Linked DNA regions of Homo sapiens: region 1 is linked to region 2. Evidence: read pairs that join two places in POLR2A ChIA-PET (ENCODE). Cell type or tissue: MCF 10A. All regions are shown on one strand. Each heading gives the region's core, and the rest is flanking DNA. Links, peaks and the distances in the headings are about the cores only.

The links. Peaks named below come from ENCODE experiments on the same cell type or tissue, not always from the same donor. Only the 100,000 strongest peaks of a DNase experiment are listed, where the experiment ranks them.
Region 1: POLR2A ChIA-PET joins it to region 2 with 7 read pairs; 4 of 35 experiments call an interaction of 5 or more read pairs at or near these places.

Annotation. Positions count from the first base shown.
Region 1 is chr1:8,678,870-8,684,253 of GRCh38, reverse strand. All of the region lies in intron 1 of RERE (arginine-glutamic acid dipeptide repeats), which reads left to right. Among named protein-coding and RNA genes, the nearest start is that of RERE, 140 kb to the left of the region's middle. In MCF 10A, for the core only: no CTCF peak of the experiment used is centred there; no DNase peak of the experiment used is centred there.
Region 2 is chr1:8,731,423-8,736,806 of GRCh38, reverse strand. All of the region lies in intron 1 of RERE (arginine-glutamic acid dipeptide repeats), which reads left to right. Among named protein-coding and RNA genes, the nearest start is that of RERE, 84 kb to the left of the region's middle. RefSeq lists a silencer at 4,744-4,913. In MCF 10A, for the core only: no CTCF peak of the experiment used is centred there; a DNase peak (open chromatin) is centred at 3,166.

The DNA.
Region 1 (5,384 bases), core at 162-5,161, 53 kb after region 2:
AAGCATTCTTTAAAATGAAGGCTTTTTGCACACCTTGAACCATGAAAAATTTGTCCTGCTTTAGCATGACTTTAAGTGGAAATTTTGTTTAGTATCTATCTTTAATTACTAAGATCCTTTTGGTGTGTTTTAATGCAATCATTTAAGGCCAGTGGTAAAAACCAAAAAAACTGGCATTTAACCTGTGAAGTAGTATTGTTAACCTGGCTTTGAAGGAAAACCTGTGATGTGAATTTATTTTTTAATTAAGATTAGGTTGTAATATCCCCAAGGAGTTGGTAGCTGTGCTTGATTGATTGATTGATTGATTTGAGATGGAGTTTCTCCCTTGTTGCCTGGGCTGGAGTGCAGTGGTGCCATTTTGGCTCAGTGCAACCTCCACCTCCCAGGTTCAAGCAATTCTCCTGCCTCAGTCTCCTGAGTAGCTGAGATTACAGGCATGCCCCACCCTGCCCGGCTTATTTTGTATTTTTAGTAGAGATGGGGTTTTGCCATGTTGGTGAGATTGGTTTCAAACTCCTGACCTCAGGTGATCCGCCCGCCTTGGCCTCCCAAAGTGCTGGGTTTACAGACCTGAGCCACTGCGCCTGGTCAATTTATTTTTTAAAAATAAAGTCATATAAATGCATATATTTTGTTTTTAATCTCTGCCATAAATGAATATTTTCTGTGTTTTATACCTTTATTGGTATTCTGTTAAAAGCAGCACCAGTAACTGTGGGGAACAGTTTTCCCTTAGACAGTCTACAGTGGATGGGTTGTAGAATTTCTGTGTGTCTCTGAAGAGGTTTTTGGAAAGGTGTCCCATCCCTCCCCGTCTTTTCTCTTTAGCAGGGTCCAGCCATTTCATTTCTTTAGTCTTTAAGTAGAATGATTAGATTCTACTAAGTGGTGCCCTTTTATGCCATTCTCAAGCAGAGAATTGGGGAAAAGATGAAGGAACAAGTCTGGAGGGAGGAGTGGGATTAAAAGGAAAACAAAAGGGTGAAGGTACATGTGTGGTATAGACTTGTAGGATTCCTAGGAGGATGGCTTGGCGTGAGGCTGGGCCTGCATCCTCTCCCCTTTGAATATTCCATTTTTGATGTTATTAATTCTTCAGGCATTTGGCATCTAAAATATGGATAATTTGTAACATTTGTTATATTTGGTTTTTGAAGCTTGATGATTATACTAATAGAATTTTTGAGTTCCATTCTTTTTTTTTTTTTTTTTTTTTTTTGGTAAAGACAGTGAGGCAGAGTTGGTAAATTATGGAGTCTAACTTCTGATTGGGGTCTTTGGGCTATACCAGTGTTTATTTTACCGAAGTATAGCATTGAGTAGTAGTTGTATTTCCCATCATTGAATCTGTTACCTTCACACTCAGATCCTTGATTGCTCTTTGGATTAAATTAAGGCATGCGAAAGAATCACTTGTCATTTCTAATAAAGACTGGGTTGAAAACCTGATTGAGGCTGGCATACCTGTGAAGTATGAGTCATCACTTGCCTAATTTTTATTCTGCATTATAGTACTAGAGCCGGCATTTCTTGTTAAACATTATTACATGCTTCACATTTCTAGGTATAGAGAAGTTCGTGAATTAGTATAGTTATTTTTATTGTGTAGGTAACAATTTTTACCACCTATACATTGGAAGGCTTATTACCAGTCCCTAGTGGACACTGAAATGTCAAAGAAATCAAGAAATACACTCATAAAACAAGACATGGTCCCAATCATTTTGAGAAAGTTTATGGTGGGTAAAACTGAACTGGACAGATAATTAATGTCATACAACAACAACAGTGCCCACAGGAAAGTTCCATTTAAACAATAAAACAAGCCACATAATATTTTCATAGTACCTCAGAACAGGAATTGGTTGTGTGGCTTAAGCAAATTCAAAGGCTGTGGTATTGATAAAGAGATTTATATTGAAATGTGAAGAATTTATTGTATCATGGAAAGAAATGAGATAGGATTTAGTTGAAATTATTAGTCATGAAATTATGAAGAATATAGAGCCTGACTTTGTTATAGACAGCCTATAATATAAAGAAGGGAACAAGTCCCATTTCACCTATTACTAAGCAGACTTCATCTCATGATACGACAGAGCTTCAGTACAGGTTGGGGGTGGTAAGCCTGGGTAGAGGAAGGCCAAAATCTGTCACTTAGCCAAAACAGGGTAGGTAGGGTTCAGAGTAAAGGAGATTATGATCAAAATAAGCCCTTAGTCTGATTAGGGCTTTGCATGGTTATGTTGAAATGAGAGTAGAATATACAAAAATATTTCTGGTGTGGAGTTTATTGTACTTAAGTGCTTATTTCTCAAACCCAGAACCAAGTTGACTTACTATATTTGCCCAGATCTCTCAATATGAATATTAGGATATAAAAGAATCAATTTCGCCTTCCATTCCTGTCCTACTTATTTAATGGCTACTCTTAAAATTTCAACTAAAGATTAAACTTCTTTATTTCTACTGGGATCTGTGGAAATCTGTGGTGATTGCGTTAGTACCTATTTCAGTTTAATTTCTTTGTTGATCTCTAGTATTATAGATAAATTTCATTTACTTTTTTTGATTTAGTTTAAGACTTGTGATATAGAACTTAAAGTGTTACCTAATCTCAATTTGTTGAGATGTTTAATAGCACACTTTAATCTGTGGCCAAATTTAGGTATTAATGATTTGAGGTTTCAACTCATATTTTGTATTTACAGGGGAAGTAGAACAGTATATATGGAATAATTAAGCTAAGTAAATATTTGCCTTTTGCCATGGTGTTCAGTGTTCTAAAGTCAAATATTTACGATAGAAATGAAAGCTTAGCTAAACTGAAAGCAAGCCATCTTACCTTTTAAGATGAATAGGTATGCTGTGGCTTCTAAAACCTCATTTTCAGAGCTCCTGACAAAAATATTAAGAGAAAGACTCCCCGGTTATTATACATAATTTAGTATATGAATAGTCCTATATGAGATCCTTATGATTTATTCCTTGTATATAAAATTTCTGAGTGGTTTGGTTTGGAGATGCCTGCACCAGTGAGAAAGTGGTAGGAGAATAGTAGCTTATTGTTGGCCGTTTCTCTCCTGCCCCCTGCCCCGTTTGTTTTATTTCTGAATGGTTTCAGTTTGCGTTTTCTGTAAGTTAGAAAAGACGAATGGTTTTAAAAGCCTAGGAAATTTGTTTCCCGGGACCTCGATGGTTTTACATGCTTTCTGACTCCCATTCTCCGGCTCTCCACTCAGGTGGTTGAGCCATTGGAAATTTTGACCTGTATTTAGCATTCGTAGAGGGCACTTGGTAATTTTTATTTTTGCAAGTATTCCTGCGAGATTGACCCATATTAGTGGTAAGCAGTTGTCTCAGTCCTTTGTATGTTTACCTGTCTCTTTCTCCCGGGCTATAGTGTTTTTCAATTTCCGACTCCCAGTCTGAGCTGAATGTGAACTGTGAAAGGGTGTGTAGCTTCTAAATTGGTAAGGTTTATTATACTCTGAAACGGAGTTGAGGAGGTACAATTCTTTTCCTTTAATCCTAGCTGAGTGCTTTCTTTTCTCTAAAGGACCCATTTAAACATAGATGTTACTTTTCAGTCTCTCTTTCCTTTTTACCCTGAAGCCCACAGTTCTGATTCTCATGCTTAAGAACTAAGATTTTCTCAGACTCCTCCTCTGTCTTCCTTCTTTTCCTTTCTTTCCCCCATCCATATGGCATTACGTCCTTGTTCTTGAATTGCTTCTTTCTGTTGTCAGAGTCCTTCTGGAAACATTTTCTATGGAATCCTCTCCATTCAAGCTAGAATTCCGGGCGAGAATTTGCTTTATACACCACACTACGTTTGCTTGCTTTCTCAGATTCAGAAGTGCTTTGGTTAGAAAGGAATAGTTGCCCACATTTTGGCCTCTTCTCATGGCAGATGGCTGACCTTTCCCCTCAGAGATCATTGGTACCTGGACTCAGAGGGCAGAAGGAAGTACTCCAGAGAAATGCAACTTATGCATATACTCAGATGTATTTTTTTTTCTTTTAGTGAAGTAATAACCAAAAAATCAGAATGATAATCACTGAACAGGTTTTTCTGGCTTTCTCCATTTTCCACCAGGTGTATAGGAAAAGGACATTGGTGTCACGTGACTGCCTTTCTTATGTGTACAGAATCTCTTGCACCCCTACCCGCTACCACCTTCCCCATACATCACTAAGAAAACAGCTATTCCATGATGATTATTTTGAAGGCAGTACCATAGTGTTGCATTATGGAAAAACGTGTGTAGTTTAAATTTTAGAGAATTTTATAAAACATCCCTGTGCAAGGTCATGAGTTCTTTCCCGCTTCCTCTCTTCCTGTGTATAAGCAGCCTGTGATAATTAACTTGAGTGGCAGATCACACCAGTGAAGTTCTCAGGGAGCGCTTGGAGATATTTCAATCATTCTTGAAAAATAAGTGATTGAAAACATGTGCTCCTAAAAGCTCTAGTTTTGTAGAAAACAGAACTCTGCCATCATCCTGTATTATAAATACGGAGGTAATTTATTGATTTTACAGAAATTGAAGCTTTGTTTTTATTATGAAGAAAAATGTGCAGCCTTCTGCCTACCCACATGACAATTGCATAGGGTTGGGAAATCCTCTGAGGGAGGGTAGACTTAAGATTGTACCCAGGCTGTCATTACATATAGCCTGTCTGCCAGAGACTCTAGGCCCTGATTTCAGAGTGATGGTATAATATGTTGAGTGAGTCAGAGAAGATCAGTGTGGAGAGGGGAATTTATAAAGGAAGAGTGCTGACGGTGTAAGATAATGGAACCTGTGATTCTAAAACTTGGCAGATGTGACTATGATAGATAAAGGTAGTGGAAAAAAATGGTTTCTTGCTCTTTTTTCCTCGGGTCACGTTGTGTAAATTGCTGAAGAAATGGAAGAATAAAGCCTTAGATTGCTATGGGACTGTCTCACTGTCTTTCCTAAGAAGAATTGTAATCTGTTGCCTTTGTGAGAGTCAAAGATAAAGTCCCCTGGGTTCATGTTTATGCATATTCTTGTACTTGAGGCTATTAGAGTTGATTAAAAGAGAGTGGCTTATTGAGGAAATGAGAATCTTAATATTTGTACTTACCATACATTTAGCTTTAGATCAGCACTGTGGAATAGAACTTTCAGTGGCAATGGAAATGTTCTGTGTCTGTGCTGTCCAGTGTGGTAGCTGCTAGCCACATGTAGCTAGTAAGCACCTGAAATGTGGCTAGTGTGACCTAGAAAGTACATTTTAAAAATTTTATTTAATTGAAATTTATTTAAATAGCCATGTAGATAGTGACTACTATACTGGACAGCATGGCCCTAGATTAAAGTTCTTAAGTGGGTCATATGGCTGTAAGAGGA
Region 2 (5,384 bases), core at 129-5,128:
TCTTGGTGAAGACCAAGTGTTTGCCTAAAAGAGTGTTGAGAGACCCAAGAAAATAAGACACTTAGGGCAGTTTTACTTTACTTGACTGTCCCTTGGGTAAAATGATGGAAGTTGAAATGTGACTCTTCTGATAATTGCCTCCTCTGTTCTTCTATGATATAAGCCAAGGGTAACAAACATTCCAAGATTATTATATTTTTGAAATTTGGGGATTGTTTTGAAGTTGATAAAATATTTCATATTAGCAATTTATTGAGAAGTTGAAAGAAAAACATGATGCTCACTTTAAGAACAAGTATAGGCCGGGCGCGGTGGCTCACACCTGTAATCCAAGCACTTTGGGAGGCCGAGGTGGGTGGATCACGAGGTCAGGAGATTGAGACCATCCTGGTTAAGACGGTGAAACCCCGTCTCTACTAAAAAATACAAAAAATTAGCCAGGCGTGGTGGCGGGCGCCTGTAGTCCCAGCTACTCAAGAGGCTGAGGCAGGAGAATGGCATGAACCCAGGAGGCGGACCTTGCAGTGAGCCAAGATTGTGCCACTGCACTCCAGCCTGGGCAACAGAGCAAGACTCTGTCTCCAAAAAACAAACAAACAAACAAACAAACAAACAAACTGATGGTTTAAATGCAGAACAATTGCAGGAATTATGATAGTGAGAGCACCCCTGCACTCACCGTTTAGATTCTACAGTTGCATTTTACTATATTTGCTATAGCGTATACATTTACCATATTTACTGTAGAATCATCCTCTATCCATTTCTTTGTGTATAAGGATTTTGCTTTAGGATTTTATATTACAACAAAAGGCTACAAACAATATAGGAGAGTGGTTGAATATGGTAAATATAATAGTCTGTTCTTGCATTGCTATAAATACTGAAGACTGGGCAATTTATAAAGGAAAGAGGTTTAGTTAGCTCACAGTACTGCAGGCTGTACAGGAAGCAAGGCTGGGGAGGCCTCAGGGAGCTTTTACTCACGGTGGAAGGCAGAGCTGGAGCAGGCATCTTCACATGGCTGGAGTAGGAGGAAGAGAGGCGGAAGGTGCTATACAATTTAAACGACCAGATCTCATGGGAACTTCGCACCGAGGGGATGGTGCTAAACCATTCATGAGAAACCGCCCCGTGATCCAATCACCTCCCACCGGGCCCCACCTCCAACACTGGGGATTACAATTTGACATGAGATTTGGGTGGGGACACAAGTCCAAACCATATTATTATGGAATATGGTGGAATTCTCTGCAGCAGTGAAAAAGAATGAGGCACTTTGTATGGACTGACACGGAACAATCTCAAAGATACAGGAAGTAAAAATGGGCTCAGAAGGCTATATGAAGTATACTACTATTTGTGTAACAAAGAGATGTACATATATGTGTGTGCATGCTGTATATGCATGAAATATCTCCAGAAAGTATAAGCAAGAAGCTGATATGACTGGGGGTGTGGGGTAGCCCACCTACAGTACCATGCATATATATTATAAATTTTTAAACTGTGTGCACTTATGCTAACTGCTGGAAGGTTTAATTGCTTCCTTGATATTTTCAGCATGTCAGAAATCTCCACCTCCTAGTCCTTAGATTTTAGATTGTAACAAATTGCAGCCAAACAGCTAAGGTTTGAATTCTTATTCTTTATTTATATATGTTATAGATTTTACTGTCAATAAAACTAGGATAATTATGAGTTATTAAGAAGTTTAAGTTAGATAGTCTAAGTAAAGTGCTTAATATAAAACAGTGGCTGGCACACAGTACTTGACACAATAAGTATCAAGTATTATTATCAAGCATACAATTTTGTGGGAGAGGCAAATAATAAATAATTTAAATATTCTCTGTAGGTGTGTCTATGAGGGATGCGGTAAGTAAAAGGGAAATCAGAGAAGGCTATATAAGGAAGTTGAGAAGGATAATTGAGAGAGAAGTGAAGGAAGGCCATTCCAGACAGAGAAAGTCCCTTTTCTAAGGTGCAAAAGCATAAAACAGTGTTGGTGAGTTTGAAAATTCCAGTAGTTCATAATGGCTTGAAATAGTCTGGGTTATGAGAGATGCAATGGCAGATGATGATGATAGCTGACATTTATTGAGCACTTAGGCAACGTCCTCTTTTAAGTGTTTTTTATGTTTTAATGTATTAATTCCCTATAGTAACTATATTGGTAGTATAATTACCTTCATTTTACTGTTGAGCAGACCGAGGCAGGGAGATTAAGTAACTTATCCAAGGTCTTGCAAAGTCAGCCCATGTTTGTGTGCACCCCTTGTGCTGCCTCATGAGCCTGCTTGGTAGATGTAGTGCAGACAATGAGCAGTGTCTGGATTCACTTCCATAAGCTTTGGGAAACTATAATATTAAAGGATTTTAAGCAATAAAGTGAAACTCTCAGATTTCTACTCTAGGATGACCAGCAATGGCTTAGGGAAGATGATGAAAATCTCGTTTCCACTTCCTTCCTTTCCCTTCTCCTCCCACCCCAAATCCTTTATGTCCTGAAGAAATGATATAATTCATTATTAATATAATACTTTGAGAAATGTGGAGGAGTTCTTTAAATTGATCTTCACCTTGTAATGAATTTGGACACATTTTCAGGACTTCTCCAGCTGTATCAAAGTAAAGGCAAGAAGGGTCAACAATAACAGTTATATTATATGCATTTTATTTTATTTTATTTTAATTTTTGAGACGGAGTCTCACCTTTTTGCCTAGACTGGAGTGCAGTGGCACGATTTCGGCTGACTGCAACCTCCACCTCTGGGTTCAAGCAATTCTCCTGCATCAGCCTCCCGAGTAGAGTAGCTGGGATTACAGGCACCCACCACCATGCATGGCTAATTTTTGTGTCTTTTAGTAGAGATGGGGTTTCACCCTGTTGGCCAGGCTGGTTTGGAACTCCTGACCTCAGGTGATCCAGCCTGCCTCAGTGCTGGGATTATAGGCGTGAGCCACCGTGCCCAGCCACATACATATTTTAGATTAAGCTCCTATATGATATATGTAACAAAATACCTCCAAACTGCTGCTTAAAACAACATTCAGCATTTGTTATCCCACACACCTTTTGTGGGTCAGGAATTTAGGAGTGGCTTGAGGTCCCTTCTCAGGTTGCAGTCAACTGAAGGCTTGATAGGGCCTGGAGGATCCAATTGCAACATAGTGCATTCACAAGGTTGGCAGAGTTCTTGCTGGCTGTTGGCAGAAGCTTCAGTTCCTTGCACATGGAACCTCTTCATAGGGCTGCCTGAGTTTCTTCATGATACTGCACCTGGCTTTCCAGAAGAAAGGATTCATATAAGAGCAAGGTGAAAGCTGCAATGTCTTTTATGACGTAGCCTTGGAAGACATTATTGTCAAGAGTTTGAATACCAGGAGGCAGAGCTCACTGGGGGCCATTTTGTGGGCTGGTTACCACAGTTCTCATGAAAATGTTAGTGAATAGAATAATAAAATTTAGAACTAAAAGGAGCCGTAGCCCAGTGGTTTCAAGATGTGGCTCTTGAACCAGCAGCAGCACTTGTGAATTTGGTTAAAATGTAAATTATTGGGCCTGTCCCAAGACTTACTGAATTAGGATCGAGGAGTGACTCCCAACACTCACTCTCTCTCTCTCTCTTTTTTTTTAAATAAACTTTATACTTTAGAACACTTTTAGATTTATAGAAAAATCGGGCTGGGCGTGGTGGCTCACGCCTGTAATCCCAGCACTTTGGGAGGCAGAGGTGGGCGGATCACGAGGTCAGGAGATTGAGACCATCCTGGCTAACACGGTGAAACCCCGTCTCTACTAAAAATACAAAAAATTAGCCGGGCGTAGTGGCGGGCGCCTGTAGTCCCAGCTACTCGGGAGGCTGAGGCAGGAGAATGGCGTGAACCCGGGAGGCGGAGCTTGCAGTGAGCTGAGATAGCGCCACTGCACTCCAGCCTGGGTGACAGAGCAAGACTCCATCTAAACCAAAAAAAAAAAAAAAAAAAAAAAAAAAGAAAAATTGAAAATTGGGCAGATAGTATAAGTAGTTCCCACACACACACATATACAGACACACACACAGAGTTCCCCCTATTATTAACATCTTGCATGAGTGTGGCTTATCTGTTACAACTGATGAAGCAGTATTAATATATTATTAACTGAAGTCTACAGTTTAAGATTCACTCTTTGTGTTGTACATTCTGTGGGGTTTGACAGAAACGTAAATGTCATGTGCTTATCCACAGTTACAGTATCCTGCAGAATAGTTTCACCACCATTAAAACTTCTGTGCTCCATGTAATCATCTCTCCCTTCTTTGCCCAGCCCCTGGCAACCACTGGTCCTTTTACTATCTCTATAGTTTTGTCTTTTAAAGAAAGTTGAAGTTCCTTTTAAAGAAAGTTCTATGGTTGGAATCATATAGTGTGTATACTTTCAGATTGGCTTCTTTCACTTAACAATATGTGTTTAATGTTCCTCTTTCTTGTTCTTTAGAGCTCATTTCTTTTTATTGCTCAGTGAACACCACAGTTCGCATATCTATTCATGAAGTACGGTTGAAGGACACCTTGGTTGCCTTCTGTCTCTGATTATGAATAAAACTACTCTAAAATTTGTGCAGATTTTTGTATGGACATAAGTTTTTAAGTCAGTTGGACAAATGCTTAGGGGCACGATTGTGGGATTGTATGGTAAGATTATGTTTAGCTTTTTCAGGCTGGGCGTGGTGGCTCATGCCTATAATCCCAGCACTTTGGGAGGCTGAGGTGGGCAGATCACGAGGTCAGGAGATCGAGACCATCCTGGCTAACACAGTGAAACCCCGTCTCTACTAAAAATACAAAAAAATTAGCCGGGCGTGGCAGTGTGTGCCTGTAGTCCCAGCTGCTGGGGAGGCTGAGGCAGGAGAATGGCATGAAACCAGGAGGCAGAGCTTGCAGTGAGTCGAGATCGTGCCATTGCACTCCAGCCTGGGTGACAGCGCAAGACTCTTCTCAAAAAAACAAAACAAAACAAACAAACAAACAAACAAACAAAAAAACATTATGTTTAGCTTTTTCAGAAAATGCCATACTGTGCTTCATGTTTGCTGTGGGTTAGATGCTTCCGTTTCCTGTAGTTTTCTTGTTTTTTTCCACCCCTGGTTTCTTTGGGTTTCCCTAAGAACTCCTTCTTAAATAGAGTCTGTCTTGAAGCTCTGTCAGTTGTAATGCATTTTTTTTTTTATACTGGAGCTCTGTTGATGTGGTGGAAAGGTGTTGGGGAAGGAGTGCATTCTGTAATCTAATATTAAATCTCAGTTTTTTAGTGGGCGTAAGTCTTTAGGCTGTGATCTTCCGAAGAGTTTATTAGCTTTCCTCCCCTCACCCCTTCTGTGAGAAGGCAAGAGGGAGTT